5 separate regions of the Homo sapiens genome follow, and all the other regions are linked to region 1. Evidence: chromatin contacts called from ENCODE Hi-C or POLR2A ChIA-PET data. All regions are on one chromosome and are shown on one strand. Each heading gives the region's core, a stretch centred on a gene start or an enhancer-like site at or near the end of the contact. The rest is flanking DNA. Distances are from core to core; before and after follow the strand shown.

The links. A loop is a pair of places that touch in the nucleus more often than their neighbours do. ChIA-PET counts read pairs that join two places held with the same protein, here RNA polymerase II (POLR2A). Pooled maps may share reads with other maps.
Region 2: a loop to region 1 is called in a map of MCF 10A, with 11 times the contacts of the local background. The contact joins two enhancer-like sites. A Hi-C loop is called at or near these places in 2 of 168 maps with a recorded cell type or tissue (Calu3 and MCF 10A) and 4 of 50 pooled maps. POLR2A ChIA-PET finds 5 or more read pairs at or near these places in 3 of 52 experiments (GM10248, MCF 10A and activated T-cell).
Region 3: a map of PC-3 shows a loop between it and region 1 (3-fold over the local background). The contact joins two enhancer-like sites. A Hi-C loop is called at or near these places in 2 of 168 maps with a recorded cell type or tissue (Calu3 and PC-3) and 1 of 50 pooled maps. POLR2A ChIA-PET finds 5 or more read pairs at or near these places in 1 of 52 experiments (GM10248).
Region 4: a map with no recorded cell type shows a loop between it and region 1 (8-fold over the local background). The contact joins the promoter of LINC02391 here to the enhancer-like site in region 1. A Hi-C loop is called at or near these places in 7 of 37 single-sample maps with no recorded cell type and 3 of 50 pooled maps.
Region 5: a loop to region 1 is called in a map with no recorded cell type, with 5 times the contacts of the local background. The contact joins two enhancer-like sites. A Hi-C loop is called at or near these places in 4 of 37 single-sample maps with no recorded cell type and 6 of 50 pooled maps. POLR2A ChIA-PET finds 5 or more read pairs at or near these places in 2 of 52 experiments (MCF 10A and activated naive CD4-positive, alpha-beta T cell).

Annotation. Positions count from the first base shown.
Region 1 is chr12:91,380,172-91,382,871 of GRCh38, reverse strand. The region is part of intron 4 of LOC105369896 (a long non-coding RNA gene); the gene reads left to right. Among named protein-coding and RNA genes, the nearest start is that of LINC02823, 55 kb to the right of the region's middle. RefSeq lists enhancers at 315-1,146, 1,147-1,980. Within about 2 kb of position 1,396, at least 20 of the 41 ENCODE cell types and tissues checked have a DNase peak (open chromatin) inside an H3K27ac peak, as active enhancers do.
Region 2 is chr12:92,079,053-92,081,752 of GRCh38, reverse strand. The region is part of intron 1 of LINC01619 (long intergenic non-protein coding RNA 1619); the gene reads left to right. Among named protein-coding and RNA genes, the nearest start is that of LINC01619, 62 kb to the left of the region's middle. Within about 2 kb of position 1,297, at least 10 of the 41 ENCODE cell types and tissues checked have a DNase peak (open chromatin) inside an H3K27ac peak, as active enhancers do.
Region 3 is chr12:91,953,251-91,955,950 of GRCh38, reverse strand. The region is part of intron 3 of LOC105369901 (a long non-coding RNA gene); the gene reads left to right. Among named protein-coding and RNA genes, the nearest start is that of LINC02404, 79 kb to the right of the region's middle. Within about 2 kb of position 1,315, at least 5 of the 41 ENCODE cell types and tissues checked have a DNase peak (open chromatin) inside an H3K27ac peak, as active enhancers do.
Region 4 is chr12:92,362,487-92,365,186 of GRCh38, reverse strand. LINC02391 (long intergenic non-protein coding RNA 2391) reads left to right here and starts at 1,355. Exons shown (of 5, transcript XR_007063404.1): 1 at 1,355-1,596. All of the region lies in intron 1 of LOC105369902 (a long non-coding RNA gene), which reads right to left. RefSeq lists enhancers at 1,753-1,802, 2,283-2,372.
Region 5 is chr12:92,029,499-92,032,198 of GRCh38, reverse strand. The region is part of intron 1 of LINC01619 (long intergenic non-protein coding RNA 1619); the gene reads left to right. Among named protein-coding and RNA genes, the nearest start is that of LINC01619, 110 kb to the left of the region's middle. Within about 2 kb of position 1,403, at least 19 of the 41 ENCODE cell types and tissues checked have a DNase peak (open chromatin) inside an H3K27ac peak, as active enhancers do.

The sequences.
Region 1 (2,700 bases), core at 147-2,646:
GAAATATTGCTTCTTGATTATAACCAATCAGATAATAAAAATATGTTTCAGTTTTACTGAGATGTTTGATTTTCTTAGGTCTTGTTGTGCCACACCAGGAATAAAGCTTAATTAAGGATTCATTTACTAATTGTTTATCATAAAAGCTATATTCAAGGGAAAAAGTTACATTGAATCCATAGTTTTCTGGGAGGAGAACATGGGAACAGTCTGTTTGTGACCTGTATTTCTCTGCCAACTTCAGGACTTGGTAACCTATACAGGTTTCCTATGTGAGAGGTTAAAGTGTGGGTCCTTCTGTTTCCTAAAAAGGAAGCCTATAAAGCACCACATCATCTTTTAATTATTTTCCATACAATAAAGCCAGTTTAAGGCCATGAAATGGCCTATGAGCTCCTATGTGTTATGTAACATTTTCAGTGGTTACTGTAGCAACATTTTGTCCTTTATGGCATTTCATTTCCATATAAAGTAATCTGCATTGTTATGGGATGCTTTGTCCCATAGTGATGACCATAAACCATGCTCAAGGGTCTCAAACACTGACTCCCCACTCCCTTTTGTTCTACCTGAAAGGCGCCTACTAAGCTTCTTCTTTTAGTGACTATTAAAGGGGGAAGGATGCCCTGAAGAGGTTCGTCCGCTGTCCAACAGCGACCCCTAGAGGCACAATGCCTTGAAAGTGGCCAAAACCTCCAAAACTTCAATGCTTTTCTCCAATCAAGTGCTGCTGTAATTTGCTTACCTTGAGAACTATCACAGCATTAATCAAGACCTGCCTTTACTCTGAAAACATGGGCTGCTTTTGGTGCCCAAAAACGAAAGCCCAAAGTTTCGGGAGCTTTACTACCTACTATCTACTACACATACATTTGTTTTCTCTTTGTGAGATTTAAGGGAACCGTGGAAGAATTGCTTTTTATTCATCATCAAATAAGCATAATAACAAATTTGGGCATAGTCAAGATACAACGCCTTTGATGGCTTTTCGTTAGTTTTTTGTTTTTGTTTTGTTTTGTTTTTCGCTTGAAAAATAAGTTAAAATCTCAGGAAGAAAGAAAGAAAATCCTAGCGCTTTTTCTTTTCTGAGCTTGCAACTGTTTGTAGCTCAGGCACCCGGATGATTCATCCCATGAAAGCCTTGAGCGCTCCATTTGTTTTGTAGATTTCACTACTCCCTTTGTTCCGCTTCAAACCTTTCAGAGGGCTGAAATGCATTATTACCTTGTTAAAGCTCAACCAAAATCATTTCTACAGCCTGAAGCTGTTTTGACGTGGGTTGAGTATCTCACACAAAAGAATTGCTTTTGTTCCCAGAAGCTCTTATTGGCTGAGTGGCCTTTGCTCTGAGCCAATCAGAAGCTAGTTGTTAGGCTTGGCTGGCTATTTTTAGCCCAACACGCAAAAACACTTGGTCTTGGAGGGGGTCGGCTGGAGAGTGAAAGGCCCTGTAGTAAAAGCCAACAGCTAAATGCATTTTGGATGTCAAGGCGCGTTTGACATTTTCTCTTTAATTCCTCATACGCTGTTACATTAGCATGTGTTTTTCGTAAACAACAAACTTAGAGCTGCATTTCCCAGTCCTGAATTATCCATTTAGTAAAGAGACAGAAAGGCTAAGAAACAGCATTCCCCTTTTATCCAAAAGCAACGCACGGTAGTATCTAGTTATTTCATAACGCAAAAAAAAAAAAGTCAGTTACCGTATTGAGAATACTAAGGTGTTTTTGCCAAAGAATTTTTATGAATTTTCATCTTGAGTTAGAAATTTTCAATGCCTTGCTCATAATGAATTATAGAGTCCTAAAATAATCTTTTCCTCTTGCCCTTTAAATATGTATATAATTACACGAACGAGTATACACATGATGTGTAGCAATTAAAATAATAAATGCTGAGTGTGTTTCATGCATTGAGAAAAAGCATTCTTTTGAGCATGTTCTTCCATTTAAGCCATTACTCAGAGGGCACAAGAAGTATTTTTCCCAAATGCGCTTCAAGAGACAGGGCATTAAAACACACAATTTGTTAATTATCCGATATTATCAGGAAATGAAAGTTGCCAAACGGGAAAAGCCAGGCTCTTAAACTTTGATTTTCCCTCAGCAGTCTATTCAACTGGGCTTATATAAGGAGGAGACAAGCTGAACCCAAATTTTACAACACAAAGCAATTTTTATTGGCAGCAAGGGAGACCCCTTCCTGAAAAAGAAAGAAAAAACCCAAATCTATGTCTAATTCTTAAAATATGTTTCAGGTTGTAGATTTTAGCAATATTTATTATTCAAGCTTGGGAATATGACCTCATTTGCCATGGTTGTTTGCTTATTTTAAGAAAAATGCCTTTCTACTTCTTGTTGCAAGCCATCAGGCAACCATTTAAACATGCAAGCAAAAAGTCTGGATCATGGGCATATTTAAAAATCTGGAAGACTTCAATAAGTTGTAAAGATTTACGATTCCATCGTGGGCTTGCAGAAGGGGTTTGCTGTGGCCTTCTGTGAGCAAGGGCGGCCTAGTATATGGTGGGCATAGGCCAAAGAACTTACCAAAAATTCTACCAGAGTGAAGGGAGCACAAATAGTTTTGGGGGAAAACTTTCCTTGTCTTAAGCAATACCGTATACAGTGTTTAGAAGGAATGTCACCTAGGTTTCAGAAGGTGAATTTGAAAGGCTGAAATAAAGTACTTTAGAAAGAG
Region 2 (2,700 bases), core at 48-2,547, 700 kb before region 1:
ATTTATATAATTACAAAATATTGGATATGAGTATTCAAACTGACTCAGCTTTATCTGAATCTAAAACTCATGTTCATTTCACTGGGCCACACTTTCTTTGAACTTCACAGAAAGCAATGCTCCCTGTGGACTGAAATGTTTCTGGAGGAAGTAGCAATTGTTAGATTCCTATATCAAGCATCTACGCTGTGTCAGGCACTTGCTAGATCTGTACTCCCATTGTTAAAAATGAGGAAACTGAGGCACAGAAAGGCCAAGTAACTTGCCCACAGGCACGTATTAAGAAAGTGTTACAGCCACTATATAAATCCCAGATAGTCTGATTCCCAACGTAATTCTGCCTCCTGCTTTGTGCTGGATATCAGAGACATAATTTTGAGTGGCACAAGAAGGTTTTCTTAGTCTTTATAGAGTAATATGGAAAGAAATGTATATGATGAAGTGTGATAACTATTTTGATAGAGGAAGTAGAATGCTGTGGGGATACAGAAAAGTGTTCATAATCTAGACAAGAAGAAAACAGAGAATGCTTCCAAAGGAGAAGTTTTTAAGTCAAAACCTGAGGGATGAGTAGAAGAGAGCCAGGGAAGGAAGAAAGGAAGATGGGCAGTTAGTCACAGCCTATACCCTAACTCAGTGATTCGTTCACAAAGCAGCCAACTGCTTCTATTAACGTCTTCCCTCAATATCCACTGGGTTCACTCCTTAATTTCATTTAGGTCTTTATGCAGATGTGACCTTCTTACTGAGATCTCACCACCCTATTTAAATTACACCACACCCCCACGCTACCAATTTCTCTCCATGTCATTCATTTAACTGCCTGTTTTATTTATTTGTTGTGTTTTAAAATTGTCTCTTCCCTCCCATATGAATATGTGCTCCCTGAGAACAATTTTCTTTCTGTTATTTTCATTGCTATATCTTAAGCACCTAAGACAGTGCTTGCAACATAATAGGCTCTCCATAAATACGTTTGGGCTCTCCATAAATACTTGCTGAGTGAATGTTGAGTGGATGAACTAAGAGTTCCATAAATTCCTGACTTCATGATTGCTGTCGCATGTGACTCAGACATACTTTCACTCAGGTTTCTCAGTAAACACTTCCCGATGTCCTTAGAATGTCATGCTCCATTCTAAATACTCTAGGAGGCCCCAGGCTATGTGGTGGGCAGGTTCCTTTCACCAGGGTGCTTTTTATCTCCCTAAACTCAATAAACCACAAAGAGAATTTTCTCCAACTTTGTGTAGTACAGTGGCTTTTAGTTTCTGTTTCTATCCATCACCTGCACAGTGACAAAGACTCTCTTCTGTGCCAACTTTAGTCAGGGTCCTTTGAAACTTCTTCTCGTCTAGGCTTCTAATTTGGCCTGTTGAGCCCCATTTTTGCAAATAATCCTGCTAAGTCCTTCAAGAATCTCTCATCCTTACCAATTGTTGATCCACTGACCTCCTCACTCTCCTCATTGGGTATAAATCTCCAGCTGTCTTTGCAATAATTAGGAGTTGAGTTCAATCCCTCTCCTCTTTTGCAATAGTCTTGAATAACATCTTGGCTGTTTGTAACAAGTGTGTGGTGCAAACATTTTTTATTTGGCAATGTTCTCTTTTCAATTTTATTTCCATAAAGAAGTTTGTTTCTGCTGGGCACGGTGACTCACGCCTGTAATCCCAGCACTTTGGGAGGCTGAGGGGGGCAGATCACGAGGTCAGGAGTTCGAGACCAGCTTGGCCAACATGGTGAAACCCTGTCCCTATTAAAAATACAAAAATTAGCCAGATGTGGTGGTTCACGCCTGTAGTCCCAGCTACTCGGGAGGCCGAGGCAGGAGAATTGCTTGAACCTGAGAGGCAGATGTTGCAGTGAGACAAGATCGCGCCACTGCACTCCAGCCTGGGCGACAGAGCAAGCCTCCATCTCAAAATAAATAAATAAATAAATAAATAAATAAAGTTTATTTCTAGATCTCTTTGCCCAATTAATCCTCTGAATCTCATCCCTGTGGTACCTTCCTGTGTTATGGTGTTTGTCACACTAAAATTTAATAATATGCTTTCTGATTTTTGCTTAATTAATAAGACCTTTGGCTTTTGGTTGACTATGTTTAAATATGAGTACACTATAAAAATATTTAATATATCAGAGCCACTATATGTAGCCTGTTTTGTCTATGTCAATAAACTTCTATTATTTTCTCAGATAGTTTGCTTTATAAACATAGGCTGACAGTTGGTACTTTGCTCCTTTTTTTAATATTCAGATGAAGGTACTGAAGCAGAGATTCCAAAGCCTGTTTTCTGATCGCAACAGAATCTAAAGACCTTAGAGGAGGCAAGAGTAACTCATTTGATCAGAGAGGAAGAGGAGAGAGGAGACAGAGAGAGAGAGAGAGAGAGAGAATGAGAGACAGACAGACTGAGTAGAATGAGAATATTAGGTGCCTGACTAGGAAACTGCAGAACAAGGTGATTACTCCTTCATCCTCCCCCTCCCCTCATGGAGTTGCCAAAGAGACTTGAAGTTATATTGTCCTGGTGATGGAACACTGTGGTTATGGTTACTGTGTAACTTTTGAAAATAATTTTTGGAATCATTGGTTTGCCAAGTAAAGTCCATTCATGTGCTATTATGTCATTATACCAGGAGAAGAATGGCATATTAGAAATAAAAACTGGAAAGAAAACTTGAAGTTAATGT
Region 3 (2,700 bases), core at 66-2,565, 570 kb before region 1:
CTATAGGCATGTGCCACTGTGCCTGGATAATTTTTTTTTTAATTTTTTTTGTATAGATGTTGCCCAGGCTGGTTTCAAACTCCTGGCCTCAAGCAATCCTCCCACCTCTGCCCTCAAAAGAGAGGTGGCATGAGTCACCACTTGTGGCCTTGAAATGTATTTCTTAAGTAATAATACTTAAAAGTCAAAATTACTCTTTGACTCATGGATTGTAGAATGGATGTTGTATTAGCAGGCATGAAAATAACATTAATTTCCATGTACATCTCCATCAGAGCTCTTGGATGACCAGGTGCATTGTCAATGAACAGCAATATTTTGAAAGGAGTTTTTTTTTTTTTCCTGAGCAATAGGTCTCAACAGATGGCTTAAAATATTTCAGTAAGTCATGCTGTAAACAGATGTGCTGTCATCCAGACTTTGTAGTTTTATTTATAGAACACAGAGAGAGTCAATTTAGCATGATTTTTACAGACACAAGAATTTTTGAAATGGTAGATGAGCACTGGTTTCAACTCAAAAAGTTACTAGCTGTGTTAACCCCTAACAATAGAGTAAGCCTGTCCTTTGGAGCTTTGAAGTCAGGCATTGACTTTTCCTTTCTAGCTATGAAAGTCCTAAAAGGCATTTCTTCTAATATAAGGCTGTTTCATCTGCATTGAAAATCTGTTGTTTGGTATAGCCGCCTTCATCAACGATCTTAGCTAGATCTTCTGGATCACTTGCTGCAAATTCTCCATCAAGCACTTACTACTTCACCTTGTGCTTTTATGTTATGGAGGTGGATTCTTTCCTTAAATCTCACGAAGCAACCTCTACTAGCTTACAAATTTTCTTCTGCAGCTTCCTCATCTCTTTCAGGCTTCATAAAATTGCAGAGAGTTAGAGCTTTTCTCTAGATTAGGCTTTAGTTTAAGGGAATGGTGTGACTGGTTTGATCTTGTATCCAGACCACTAAAACTCTCCCTATCAGCAATAAAGCTGTTTTTCTTTCTTATCATTCGCATGTTCACTGGAATAGCACTTGGAATTTTCTTCAAGAACTTTTCCTTTACCTTTACAACTTGATTGTTTGGCACAAGAGACTTCGCTTTTGGCCTGTTGCAGCTTTCCACATGCTTTTCTCAGTAAGGCTAATCATTTCTAGCTTTTGATTTATAGTGAAAGCTGTGTGATTCTTCCTTTCACTTAAATATTTAGAGGACATTGTAGGTTTATTAATTGGCCTAATTTCCGTATTGTTGTGTCTCAGGCAATAGGGAGGCCCAAGGCAAGGGAGAGAGATGGGAGAACAGCCAGATGGTGCAGCAATCAGAACACATACAATATTTACCCACTGCATTTGCTGTCAGATTGGTGAGGTTTACAGTGCCCCAGAACAATTACAATAGCAACACCAAATATCACTAATCACAGATTACCCATAACAGATATGACAATAAGGGAAAAGGTTTAAATATTTTGAGAATTATGAAAATGTGACACAGAGATATGAAGTGAGCACATGCTGTTTGAAAAACGGTGCCAACTGACTTGTTGGGCGAAGGATTGCCACAAAGCTTCAATTAGTAAAAAATGCAGTATCTGTGAAGCACAATAGAGCAAGGTGAATAAAACGAGATATACTTGTGTTCTCTTTCTGGTTACCCCACTCTATTCAGTATAATGTTATTGTCATTCTCTTTTAAAATTTGATTGCATTTACATATTACTTTTCTGTTTATAGCCTCTTTTTAGATCTATCTGCCATAGTTTCATATTATAGAGATTTTTAAGAACTACATACATATTTTTACCTTGATGTTCTGTACAAATGAAATGCAGATTTACATTTGAAAAAAAACAAAACAGGACAAAAACAGAGTTGTATCACAATTATGCTAAAACTACATTATGTATCTGAGTTAAAGGATACAAGAGATAAAGAAAACTGGTTTAAACATGCAACTTGAAAAATGATAATGCCAGTGGAAAACATCTTTGCAATATTCCCCTCCTGTGAGCACATGTACAAATTTGATTTGCAATATAAGCAGCAAACCTTTTGAACAAGGAAAGAAATTAATATGTACAAACGCATGATCTATGATACATCAAAGACTGGAAAAGCCACATGCTTATTCTAATAAAATATAGTATCAACATAAAATAAGAAGTGATTATTGATAATCTTAGGGCAGAAAGAGATGAAAGCAATTCTCAAATAAGGTTTTCATTTGGTCTTTCTATAACTATATTCATTGTTCTTCAATTTTAATAAAGCACACATAAAAAGTAGAGCCAAAATTTGGCAATAAACTACCCATTCTCTCTTTATCCCCCTGGGTCACCTTAGGATGATCTGTTGTTTTGATGGCCAACAAGAAACATTTAAGTTTATCTAAACTTGGAAAATACATGTACAGGATTTCCAGTTAGATTGGATTTGAATGTAGGCTTGTGTAAGTTGCTTAACATTCTTGAACTTTATCTTCAAATGAGGCAAATATTTAGAGATTTTGCTGGATTCATTGGTAAACACAGGTAAAACACCAAGTAAGGGAATGTATTTATCAATTATTCATTGGTAAATACAGGTGGAACACCAAGTAAGATGCTCAACATTTAGTACATGATAGGGATTAATCTTATCATCAAGAAAGCAATGTGGTGGAAATAACCTGGATTAAAAGACTGGACATTTTTTTTTTCTGCTCCTGA
Region 4 (2,700 bases), core at 106-2,605, 980 kb before region 1:
AAATAATGTGAATACTAATAGTAAAAACATCAGCAAATCCCTTAAAAAACAAAAAACAACAACAAAAAAAACTTGGTATGCAACAAGATCCAAAAACATAAAAGTAAAACAAAACAAAACAAAACAAAACAAAAGAGAAAACAAAATAAGAAAGAAATACAAATTCTCCAGAGCTACTGAATTCTACACTCAGGGGGTGGACCCTGCAATCTGTGCCTTAACAAGCCCTCCAGCTGTTTCTGATGCCTGCTCAAGTCTGAAAACTGCTGGCCTTAAGCAGTGATTGGCAAACTCTGGTGCAGATTAGAATCACCTGGGGAGCACTTAAAACTCCCAGGGCTCAGGCCACATCCCAGACCAATTAAATGAAAAACACTGGAGGGAGATGAAGCGGTGATGTCTGCACCAGTTTTTAAAAGTCAAATAAGATATTTCCAGGAAGACACAGTAAGAAGGCATTTCTGGCAGAGGGAAGAGTCCACAAAGGCACAGAAGCATGAAACAGCTCTGTATTTTGGAGGTAAAATCAACACTATTACTGAAGCATAAAATTTAAAGGGGTGGCCAGGCATGGTGGCTCAAGCCTGTAATCCCAGCACTTTGGGGGGCCGAGGCAGGCGGATCACTTGAGGTCAGGAGTTCGAGACCAGCCTGGCTAACATGGCGAAACCCCGTCTCCACTAAAAATACAAAAAAAATTAGCCAGGCGTGGTGATGCGTGCTTGTAATCCCAGCTACTCGGGAGGCCGAGGCGGGAGAATTGCTTGACCCCAGGAAGTGGAGGTTGTAGGGAGGCGAGATTGTACCACTGCACTTCAGCCTGGGCGACAGAGTGAGACTCCGTATCAAAAAAAAAAAAGTTTAAAGGGGACAGTAGACAGAGGTCAGTTCACAAGGAGCCTCCAGGCTGCTACTGCGTGGAGGATGAATTGAATCTTACTTATAAATATATTTTGTCTGTTTTTTATTGGAAAACTGGCTTGGGTTCCATTTTGCTACCTACCCATCTTGCGTCCTGGTGTTGACTTTCCTATCAAAACCATTCCTCTGAGCTGAGGCTGTTTATAATTAAGATCAGTGATTATCTAGCACTCGACAAAACTCAGCCACTGCTGCTCTGAGCGGAAGGAGAGACAGACTTAGTAGCAGATAACTCAGAAAAGAGGATCTGAGACAAAGCAAAGGAGCTACAGAAAAGGAAATGGTTGCTTTAGCTTTTTATTCCACCCTCCCCCCGACAGCTGAATCAGGGAGCGACTCTGGAATAAGTGCATCTGCCCTTTAAGAAATCAAAGCCAGACTCAGGAAGTGGGTGGGAAGCCTTCTAAAGAGCCTCAGCTGCCGCGTGCCTTCTGTCTGCTGTGGGCCCAGCAGCTGCACAGACCCCTCTTGTTGGGAGACAAGACAGGGCTCTTTCTCTCCCGTGACCTCAGCCTCATCTCCAATCGTGGGGAAGAGAGAAACTGAAATTCTTCCTGTGACTGAACACATGAGAATGCAACAGTTACTTGGGGTAACAGGTTTCCTGTGGGTCCTGTGTGAAGAGTATGCATTCATTCCAGTGTCGGGGAGGGGAGAAGAATGAGGAGGAGGCAGGTGCGTTCCATTCTTTGATTTGTATAATACAAATATTTCCAGAGGACAAAGATGGGCAGAAGCTTTAAGCAACAGCCATCTTCCATCTCGACAGAGGGAACCATGGTGGTTGAACAAAGCACCTAGCACCCTCTGCCTGCCTCTCCTCCCTTCCACCTCCCCTTGAACATTTTTAGGTTTTCAAATGTAATAAAGAAGTCTACTGTTCCAATGGGATTCAAGGTCAGCTCTAACTAGGTGTTCACATTCATAGCCTGCTGACCAGATCAGAGGCAGTTTAATAAAGCAACTGTAAATCAGCTATGAAGATGGTGAACACCCCGGCCTGTACTAACTTTATGAGGTTCAAGTCTCTATTTTTGATACCCCATGAAATAGGGAGAAGTCGGGGATGCATGTGTTTTGGATAGATGAGTTAGCAAGTTGAGCCTGAGATTGTGGTGAGCAATTTAGGCACAACTTCAAGGTCAGCCTCGTTTGAAAGGGGAGGGGAGGCAGTTCTCTCCTGAGGGAATTTGTTAAGGAGCTCATCACTTGTTTCTGAATTGAGCTCTGTCGGCCATCTCAGCATCATCTGACACCTGCACACATCATATCATGTGATACACTTGGGAGAAAGGGCCAGGTCAATTTCCTCCTGGTGGGTGATTTGGTTTTCCTCTTCAGCTAATGTTTAATGTTTCTCTTTTGATTTGCATGTGGAAGCCTTACTCTATGCTAAGCTATGATAAGCACTTTACATGCCAATATGACAGCATAGTCCTTTAACCACGGGCTTTAGAATCACTCTGCCATGTTCAAACCTCAGCTTTAATCATGAAATATACCCAGGTAACAAACCTGCATGTATACCCACTGAATCTAAAAGTTGAAAAAAGTCTCTATGCTACATAAAACAAAAACAAAAACAAAAAAAATCTGAACTGTATCCCTTTGGACAAGTCACCTAATCCAGTCAAACCTGAGTTTTCTTAAATACTAAATAGGAATAGTGATAATAGTGCAGGTACTTGCCAGATTGGGTTAATATGAAGGTTCATAAATTTATTCATGTAACATTCCTACACATAGTATGTACTCAATAACGCTACATACTTTTATTAT
Region 5 (2,700 bases), core at 154-2,653, 650 kb before region 1:
CCTTCATTCAGTTTGGTGGAAACCAATTTACCTGATGCAAACTAATTTAATCTATAACTGCTTGGGGGCTCACTTCAGCTGTAAACAAGTAGACCTGGAGATTAAGCATGGTTCCTTTAAGAATCAAGGAAGAACTAATGCACACTCCCACCAACAGTGTAAAAGCATTCCTATTTCTCCACATCTTCTCCAGCATCTGTTGTTTCCTGATTTTTTAATGATCACCATTATAACTGGCGTGAAATGGTATCTAATTGTGGTTTTGATTTACATTTCTCTAATGACCAGTGATGATGAGCTTTTTTTCATAGGTTTATTGGCCACATAAATGTCCTCCTTTGAGATGTGTCTGTTCATATCCTTCGCCTGCTTTTTGATGGGGTTGTTTGTTTTTCTCTTGTAAATCTGTTTAAATTCCTTGTAGATTTTGGATATTAGCTCTTTGTCAGATGGATAGATTGCAAAAATTTTCTCCCATTCTGTAGGGTGCCTGTTCAACCATTGTGGAAGACAGTATGATGATTCCTCAAGGACCTAGAACCAGAAATACCATTTGACACAGCTATCCCATTACTGGGTATATACCCAAAGGATTATAAATCATTCTACTATAAAGACACATGCACACGTATGTTTATTGCAGCACTATTCACAATAGCAAAGACTTGGAACCAACCCAAATGCCCATCAATGATAGACTGGATAAAGAAAATGTGGCACATATACACCATGGAATACTATGTAGCCACAAAAAGGATGAGTTCATGTCCTTTGCAGGGACATGGATGAAGCTGGAAACCATCATTCTCAGCCAACTAATACAGGAACAGAAAACCAAACACTGCATGTTCTCACTCATAATTGGGAGTTGAACAATGAGAACACATGGACACAGGGAGGGGAACATCACACACTGGGGCCTGACATTGGGTGGGGGTTCCAGGGGAGGGATAGCATTAGGAGAAATACCTAATGTAGATGGCAGGTTGATGGGTGCAACAAACCACCACGGCACTTGTATACCTATGTAACAAACCTGCACATTCTGCACAGGTATCCCAGAACTTAAAATACAATAATAAAAAAAAAGAATATAGGAAGAGTGCCAGGGTTACTTTGGCACTCTTCCTATATTGGTATGTTGTTATCAACCCAGAGTGAGCTTTCTTTTCATTAATAAGGTGAAAATAAAGAGGTGTATCAGTTCTGCACTGCTCCTTTCTCAGGCAGGGTTTTCTTAACTCTTCATAGAACAGAAACGTTCTCTCTTGAAGATTGAAGACAAAGGTAAACACTTGCCTGGGAAATATGGTTTTTGACTCTAGCTTTGAGGTTCATGCTGTACTCAGAACATCCTGTTCTTCTCAACTGACTGTGATGTGGTAGATAGCAGTCCCTCCCGGGCTGTTAACAGCTGAGCTCATTTTTCATAGATGCTGCTCAGTGAGGCTGAGGAAATGGGCCACTGCTGCTTCCTCCTTTGTCACTCTTACCATTAAGGATGGGTACTCCCGGTTTCTTTGAGAAGGCACTTGCCATCTTCTCTTAAATTAGATCTTTAATTCCTTTGAGATATTTGGCAAACTTAGATAGTACTGGAAGCTTAGTGAGTGGAAAAGAAATCTCAAAAAATCATTTGTTTAGCATAGGAGAAAGCTACTCTGTTGAACCCTGCTGTGATAGAGTTAGGAAACGAAGAGTGGCTTCTGGGAAAAGGTGTAATAAAGCCTGATACTGAGAAAAGACAGCATTAGTAAAGTCATCCAGCTTTTTAGGAACTGGAATTTCTGACTTCTCAATGACCCCTTCAGTAAGAGCTGGAGAAGTGGCTTTTTGTGCAACAGATATGTTAACTTCCGAATAAACCTGTGTTTAGTAATCACATCTATCACAAACACACAAATGTAATAAGAAAAAAAGTTTCATTTCTGTGGTCAGGAACCTGATGCAAAATTATTCCATTGCATTTGGAGATTATAAAGGCATAAGTGGAATAGGGGTGGCTTCTGCTGGTCACCAGCAAAGGAAGCTGTTTCCCTTCTGCCTCCTCTGCTGTGTTGCAAAGTGTCTGCTTTGTCATCCAGGAGATGGACAACAGTGGTGTCTGTTTTTTGGATGGCATTTGTTAGAGAGCATAAGGTATGTCCTGTGACTCTGCTTCTCACTGGGCAGTTCCAAAACTTGCCTTAGCATTGGAATAATGAAACTGCTTTAATAAGAACAGTGAGATCCTTTGTCAAACCCAGACCGGTTGAAAAGAAACACATAAGAATAAGGCCTGTCCATCTATAATTTTACACAGGTTATTCATACTATAATTAACCAGGGAGTCACTACTCTTGTCTTGCCTCATTGGGCTGGATAAATTAATCAATCAAATTAGCAACTTTTGCCACGCATTCATTAGGATGTGTAGACATGACTCCAGGGCAGGCCAGTCTTCAACTAGGAGCAGTGGGTAGGGAATGGAAGGTGACAATTAGAAGGATATGCCAAGGCTGAGCCAATGTAAGGAGCATTGAGGCATCATATAGGAAAGCCCAATATAAGATGAAAAGGATTCCTGGGATGTTCGTCTGCATGGATTTTAAAGACTGGGTTGTTAAAAGAACAGAGAGTGGCAAAGCCCACTTTGCTTCATTCAAGTTAATCAACATATCTCATTTCCATCTGGCCATAATGCTCACCATTTTTATGGTA